Linked DNA regions of Homo sapiens: region 1 is linked to region 2. A link is a contact called in ENCODE Hi-C or POLR2A ChIA-PET data. All regions are on one chromosome and are shown on one strand. The core of a region is the stretch at or near the end of the contact, and the rest is flanking DNA. Distances in the headings are between cores, read along the strand shown.

The links. A loop is a pair of places that touch in the nucleus more often than their neighbours do. ChIA-PET counts read pairs that join two places held with the same protein, here RNA polymerase II (POLR2A).
Region 1: a map of HepG2 shows a loop between it and region 2 (2.6-fold over the local background). The contact joins two enhancer-like sites. A Hi-C loop is called at or near these places in 1 of 168 maps with a recorded cell type or tissue (HepG2). POLR2A ChIA-PET finds 5 or more read pairs at or near these places in 4 of 52 experiments (AG04450, H1, activated CD4-positive, alpha-beta T cell and 1 more).

Annotation. Positions count from the first base shown.
Region 1 is chr2:226,513,848-226,517,291 of GRCh38, reverse strand. No RefSeq gene overlaps it. Among named protein-coding and RNA genes, the nearest start is that of MIR5702, 140 kb to the left of the region's middle. Within about 2 kb of position 2,154, at least 2 of the 41 ENCODE cell types and tissues checked have a DNase peak (open chromatin) inside an H3K27ac peak, as active enhancers do.
Region 2 is chr2:226,476,548-226,479,913 of GRCh38, reverse strand. No RefSeq gene overlaps it. Among named protein-coding and RNA genes, the nearest start is that of MIR5702, 180 kb to the left of the region's middle. RefSeq lists a silencer at 1,507-1,801 and an enhancer at 1,439-1,989. Within about 2 kb of position 1,438, at least 15 of the 41 ENCODE cell types and tissues checked have a DNase peak (open chromatin) inside an H3K27ac peak, as active enhancers do.

The DNA of each region.
Region 1 (3,444 bases), core at 905-3,404, 37 kb before region 2:
GGGAGAGACTGGCCCTATCAGTCATTCCTTTTGGAAAATAGTGATGTTAGGTGCTACAGGAGAAGGTGAGTCTCTTAAACCAGCCTTTGTTCTGTTCCACTATAACCTGTGCACTTCCTACTGTCATCATTCTGGGACCTGGAGTGAATGTAGGCCTGGGTTTTATGCTGCTTCAGTTTTGAGCATACTTACATTTACAGTCCACAACAAAGGTCATTTGTGTTTACTTGAAAAGTATAAGAATCATGTACTTTTATAACACATTTTGTCATTTGAAAAATATCTGTTACTCTTGGTTTTCTAAAAAATGTTTTGTTAACTCATGATTATTCTTTCAATGAATTTCGGATCATTCGTCAAGATCCCACTCTCTACCCTCATCTCCACAACAAAAATTGCCTAATTTTTATTTGGAGTACCTAATATTTATAGTTGGAAGGGAATTGACATCTTTAGAATATTGAAACTTCCCATGCAGGAAGACTCATTCATTACATAAGTCTTCTTATATAAAAGCATTTTGAGTCCCTGAGTAAAATTCTGAGGTTTTTATTTTTTTAATGTGACCCTTTAGCACTTATGTTTAAGTTTAGTTGAAAATATTTAAGATGTTTGCATTTAGAAGAGTGTATTTTATATATTACATTAAAAATGGTAATTACCAAAATATTAGATAGTATTAATTTTTCTTTGTTTTATGTTGATTCTAGTTGAAAATGATGAATCTATATCTTCCTTTCAAATATTCATATGCCTTGCTTGATTTACATGGCTGATTGTATTAGCTAGTCCTTTCAGAAATTAGCTTATAATGGTGAGAGTGGGCCTTCTAGCTTTATTTCTGATTTGAAAGGAAACACATCTCATGTTTCAGTAATGGGGACATCGTTACATCTAACTCATAATCAAAGCATATTCTTCCTTCAAGCTTCACAGATGCTGTTCTAATAGTTTCATTCTGCTATAATAGTTTTTGTTCCCCCTTTGTCTTTTGTCTCATACTTTTACAATGCAGGAACAGTCAAGACTTAGAGTTTTCAGTAGAAGGGTAAGTTATTTGTCTTTGCTCCTGTCCTTGACCTTGTTGTCTCATATCTTTCTTGGATTTTCAGATGAGGTGCAGGCTGTTCTACACATTACTCCATTTCTAGAAGGCCTTCATTTAGTGTTTTAGTGTATCGCTACTCTGGTGTTATTTTCCTTACTCTACTGTTTTGGATAATAATATTAAACATAAAACAAAACAGTACTACGCAAAAGTCTGGTTCATGCCTGCCTCATTCATAGCAATTTGCTTTGCTTACTCCCAGCATTGATTGTGCCTGGAAGTAGATTCTATCTTTTCAGAGAAATTCCCAGGGGTCCACGTGCAACCTGCCTGTTCTCTGAGAGGGGGAAAGCCTCTCTGTCAAGGAGCCTTTATTCATTCACTATGCCATGTGTTTAAGCCTTGATATGTGTTTCACAATCCAGATCTAACCCCCTTATAATTAATGCCAGTTCCTCCTAGATTCTGGTTTTAGGTTGACTATCAATCTTAGTTTTTCTGTGTGTTGTCAATGTGTCCTCTTTTGCCCAGTGTTCGTTTGTATTTAATGAGAAGATGGGGGAGGCTATGCTGGGAACTGCTCACCATACATTTTTTTGTGTTTGTCTCATGTATGTTTACTCCTAGAGAAACCTGTTTATATTTAACTTATCCTGGTCTAATTTCATAGGTTAAGTTTGGTCAAAACATGTTGGTTATATTTCAAAATCTTGTACTCTGATCTCTTTGAAAAGTTTGCAGGGTCATGTTGAGTCATTCACTAGAGACTGTCTGGAGTTTGTTAATTATAAGTAGTTTAAATAAAATCTCTCCTAGGAATAAATGATAGGAACAAAGGATAGGACAACAATGGTTAAAAAGGGGGCTAATTCTGAAGAGTTTCCGGGTTGCCAAGCTATTTTTCTCCTTTTTAGTACTTACCACTATCATGATTAAATTATTGTGTAACTAGTTGTTTAATGTCCAAGTGTCTCTTTTAATACAAACTCAATGAGAATAAAGGCTGTATCTGTCTCTTTCATTGCTGTATCTTCAGCATCTAACAGAGTCTTGCCCATGAAGTGCTCAAGTCATATGTATCAAATGAATGAGTAAAGGTTACCGCTGTGTCTATCCACTCCCATGCCACACCCCAAAAGACATACCTCAGAGGAAACACTAGCATTTAGTAGAAACTATTTTCTTTAATTCTGACCAGATAAATGAGTCATGACTGACAATAACTTATGCAGCAAAGAGATGCATTTTTTGGACTTACATCCTGAGATGAGAAGTGCTAAGACAGAGATGATCAAGAAGAAAGATCACAATTATTTTAATTAAAAATTGAGGCTACCCTCAAAAATGTTTGTAAAGTTAGTTTAAAAAACTAAAATGTAGCTTAAAACAATACTATTAGCCACCCACATGTGTTTGTAAAATCTTTTGGATATATAGACTTTTATGCAGTGATGGTCAGAAACAAAGCCATTGCATGCTTTTTCCAAACATTCTCAAATTATGGTCTAATGTCTTAAATCATAAGAAGTACCTCAAGTCTTAAAGTAAGCATCTCCATTTGGCTTGATGTATGTTTAGTCTATTCCTTCCTGGCAAAAATATTTTAGTGTAAGTGTCCGAGCATAAGGATGACAAAATGTTTTCTTTCCTACTCATTTGTGTGGTCTTGTTTAATAAAAATTATACAGAAAAAACTAAGAATTTGTTCAGGGGGAATATATATGTATATATGCATATATATATGCAGATACATATATATGCATATATATATATGCAGATACATATATATGCATATATATATATATATGCAGTTTACTTAGCATTAAGAATAATTCATGAAAAGAAAGATTTCTAAGTGAGAAAAAAACAAGAGACCATTTCTTTTTTTCATTTACTGTTCTAGCTATTTAATAGAAGTTTGCCTCCTTTCATTTAGAAAAAATGAAAACCTTCCAACAAAAAGAAAATAGTTTTAATATTTGTGAATAATTTTATATATAATACTTTAGCACTTTGTCCCTCACTATTTAATAATACATAGGTGTGGATTTGTTTTCACTCTTGAAACTTTTCCACTGTATGCCTATAATGTTATTCTTATAATGCTAGTACATAGGTAGATAGGAAGAAAACTACTTTTAATTCAGAAAGTATGTACTGAATTCTTCTTATGTGCATAATTTGTTATGGAGTATTCTAAGAAACTTATAACGTAAATATCAAGACAAGATGTATTCATGTGGAATAATTATATGTCCCCGTAAAGCAATGTGTGACAAGCTATTCTAGTGAGCAGTTGGGATTTGCTATAGAAGTATAGAAAAAGGAATATCCCAGGAGGCTAGAAGAGATGGTGTGTGCCCTATAGTTTAAACATAATATGGATCTTAAGAAGA
Region 2 (3,366 bases), core at 189-2,688:
AAAATGAAAAATTCAGTTCTTTAGTCAGAGTGATTCCACATCAAGTGCCTAGTATCCATTACTGTGGAAGGTTCTATTGGTTCTGTACAGTGCTGTCTATAGCCATTTCATTTTATTAACATCTGATGTCTTTGGTTGCTTGCTTGATTGCTAAAAAAGGAAAAGTGGAAGGACGGTGGAGCCTTGCTTGTCCATGTTAGGAAAACGTTTATTTCAGCCTCTACAGGGCTTCTTATCTAAAAGTCTTCTATGCTCACTCTTATTGGGTCCTTTACATGGGTCCATTCCAGCTCCTGCCTTGATCCTGTCTAATCAATCCTTCTCACTGCTTCCAGCGTTAGCATTCTTTTTTTTTTTTTTTTTTTTTTTTTTTTTTTTTTTTTTTTTTTTTTTTTGAGACGGAGTCTGGCTCTGTTGCCCAGGCTGGAGTGCAGAGGCACGATCTCGGCTCACTGCAAGCTCCGCCTCGCGGGTTCACGCCATCCTCCTGCCTCAGCCTCCCGGGTAGCTGGGACTACAGGCACCCGCCACCACGCCTGGCTAATTTTTTGTAATTTTAGTAGAGACGGGGTTTCACCGTGTTAGCCAGGACCAGGGTTAGCATTCTTAACCACAGGGCAATGGAAGTTATTTTTTTCCTAGGAAAACTTCAACTCTTCCCCATTACTCACAGAGTAACTTTTACTTACCTTGATTTGGATTTGATCTGGCCCGAACCAACCCTTTCAGCTCTTTTTCTGTTTCTCTGACTATCCTATGCCCTGGCCACACTCAAATTCAAACACCCTTGGCTGCCTACCCACATAACTTTAGTCTTTTGCTCATGCTGTTCCTTGGAGCTCTAGGAAACGTGTCCATGCATCTTGGTTCAGTTTATGTGCCAGAACCTTTGTGAAAACTTCACAATCTCGCTGAACCAAAGTGTGTCACTACCTTGTCTAAGTGCTCACAGCACTTGCAGTTCTATTACATTTTTTTTCCACTTAAATTTTTACGTGTTTAACTCTCCTACTGGGTGATAAGCTTTTTGATGCACAAGATCTTGCACCTCTGTGTCCTGCATAGCTTTCTACACATAGCTGTTTAACAAGAAATACACAAAGAGAGTTGAATTTAATTTGGGGTGAGGATAGAAAAAATGGTTAACTGGAGTCAGGGAGGGTGTGCTTAGAGAACCATTGCTGGGGGTTGTGTAGGATTATAAAGGATGCAGACTGGAGGAGGACTGAGGTTAAGATGAGAAATCTACCCTTGGCAGTGCTGAAAAACATAACAGAATTGTGCGGCAGCACTGCAGGCTGCCAATGTTTCATAGGTCACAAAACACCACGAGGCATTCCTCCTGATGGAGGTCAACCTCCAGCAGAGTGAGTCACTCTCTCCCTGTGCCCATGAGGCCCTTAATCCATGGCTCTGCAATATTCCAAGGCCTCAGGCTGAGCACTTCCTGGTGTCAGGGCCACCCTCTTGCTCTATCCTGCCTCCTTACCATGCACACTGCCCCATCCATCCTAGGGCCCAGTTTCATGCATCCCATAAGGAAGTTTGCAGTAAATTCTGACTGAATAAATTCAACTGTGAGCTAAGACCTGAGTGAAGGTAACCACAGGCAGAATCTAAAGCATGTAGATTGCCGAGTACAAACAGGAATGCGGAATATGTTGCCGGAGTAATTTTATTTATTTTCAAACAGCGCAGGGTCTTTGGGTCATCTCCACCATTTAACCCAGCGATATCTTGGCATCCCTGGAATGCTGAATGCTGTTTGATCAGTCATCACGTCTCCTTTCCACAAAAGGGCCTGTTTTTACTGAAGATAAAACTCTCTTTCCTCGTCTTCAAAAGGAAGCTCAGTACATTACAAAAAAAAAAAAAAAATTCCCCCTTTGACTTTTTCTCACTCTAAGTTTCCCAGGGGTCGATGTGAAGTGAAGGAGAATGTGGAGAATTGGAGCTGGAAGTGTTAGGAACCTAGAGCTCTTTTCCACGAATGGGAGGGAAGTTCATCAAAGCACATGTGTGGTCAAAGAAGCTTAAAAATAAACCTGATTTCTAACACAGAAAAGAAAAACTCATTAAGCTTTCAATAAGCTGCTTTTTTCAAGGAATAAAAAAATAAAAAAAGAGAAAGAAATGTCTGCCAACAGAGGAAAAGGCAATACACTCTTCCAAAAGGATCTTTTGAGTAAAAGGAACATGTAAATTCCAAGAAAAGTTAGTTAGAAAGAACAGTTTATTCTCACTGGTTCCTTCTCATCACATCAGTATTTATTTCCCCAAATGCCCTTTATTTATTCATTTTAAAGTATTATAGGTGTCTACATGTTGGTCAGGGCATAAGGAACTTTTCTTACCGCAAAGACCCTTTGGGACACCAAGCAGAGACCTCAGCTATCCTTTTAAATTCTCAGGACTCTGAAACCTAATGTCTGCGTAGACTAACAGGAGGACTGCTGGAAGAAGGCAGGAGCCCAAGTAGTTAGCACATAGGCCGCTTACCAAGAAAATCACCAGGGTGTTCCAGCGTGAGCTGGTTTGACATCAATCCATACGATGGGGTTAGCGTGTGCCAGCTTCAGACTGTGTAACTTCTATTTACCGAAACTGTAACACATACTCATTGTGAGCTACAATTATCCACAGTTTAGTATGTTTATGAAACTATTTTGTGGTTATTTATTAAAAATAAAATTTATGTGTGCTTATTGAAGCTATATTTTGGCAGGCAAAAGAGGTTGGCAGAAATGTCTGAGTCAACAGCGGGCACTAGCCACTCTTTATGTCGTCATATAAAAACTTGTCAAATAATATTTAGTTTTTAATCTTCAGTTGCAAACATAAGGTTAGTCATGAAAAATATTCTGTGAGTTGGTCTCCTTGAAACAGGAGACTGGGTGTTTGGATTTAACTAAAGGTGATAATTAAGTTTCTGGCTTGTTTAAGGGTGATCTGTTATCCCTTTTCTCCCACCAACTTCTACTACCTGTTTTTTTATCCATGTTCCTCTTCCTTATGTCTTTAAGAGCTGTTTCATAATGATTTTTCATAATATGAGCTGTTTATCTACCAATACAAAAATGCAAAGACAAATGTATTACTCATGATCAAGGATAAATTATCCTGCCTGTATGGTCATGGTAGTATTCTCTTGGAGATCTTTTGGGAGCAAATGGATTATTTATTTTTTCTGAAATTTTTAGTTAATTATTTTATTTATTTATTGAGACAGGGTCTTGCTCTGTTTCCCAGGCTGGAGTGCAGTGGTGCAATCACAGCTCACTGCAGCCTCAAATTCCTAGGCTTAAGCCGTCCTCCCACCTTAGCCTTCCAAGTAGCTGGGAGCACAGGTGCATGCCACCACACCTG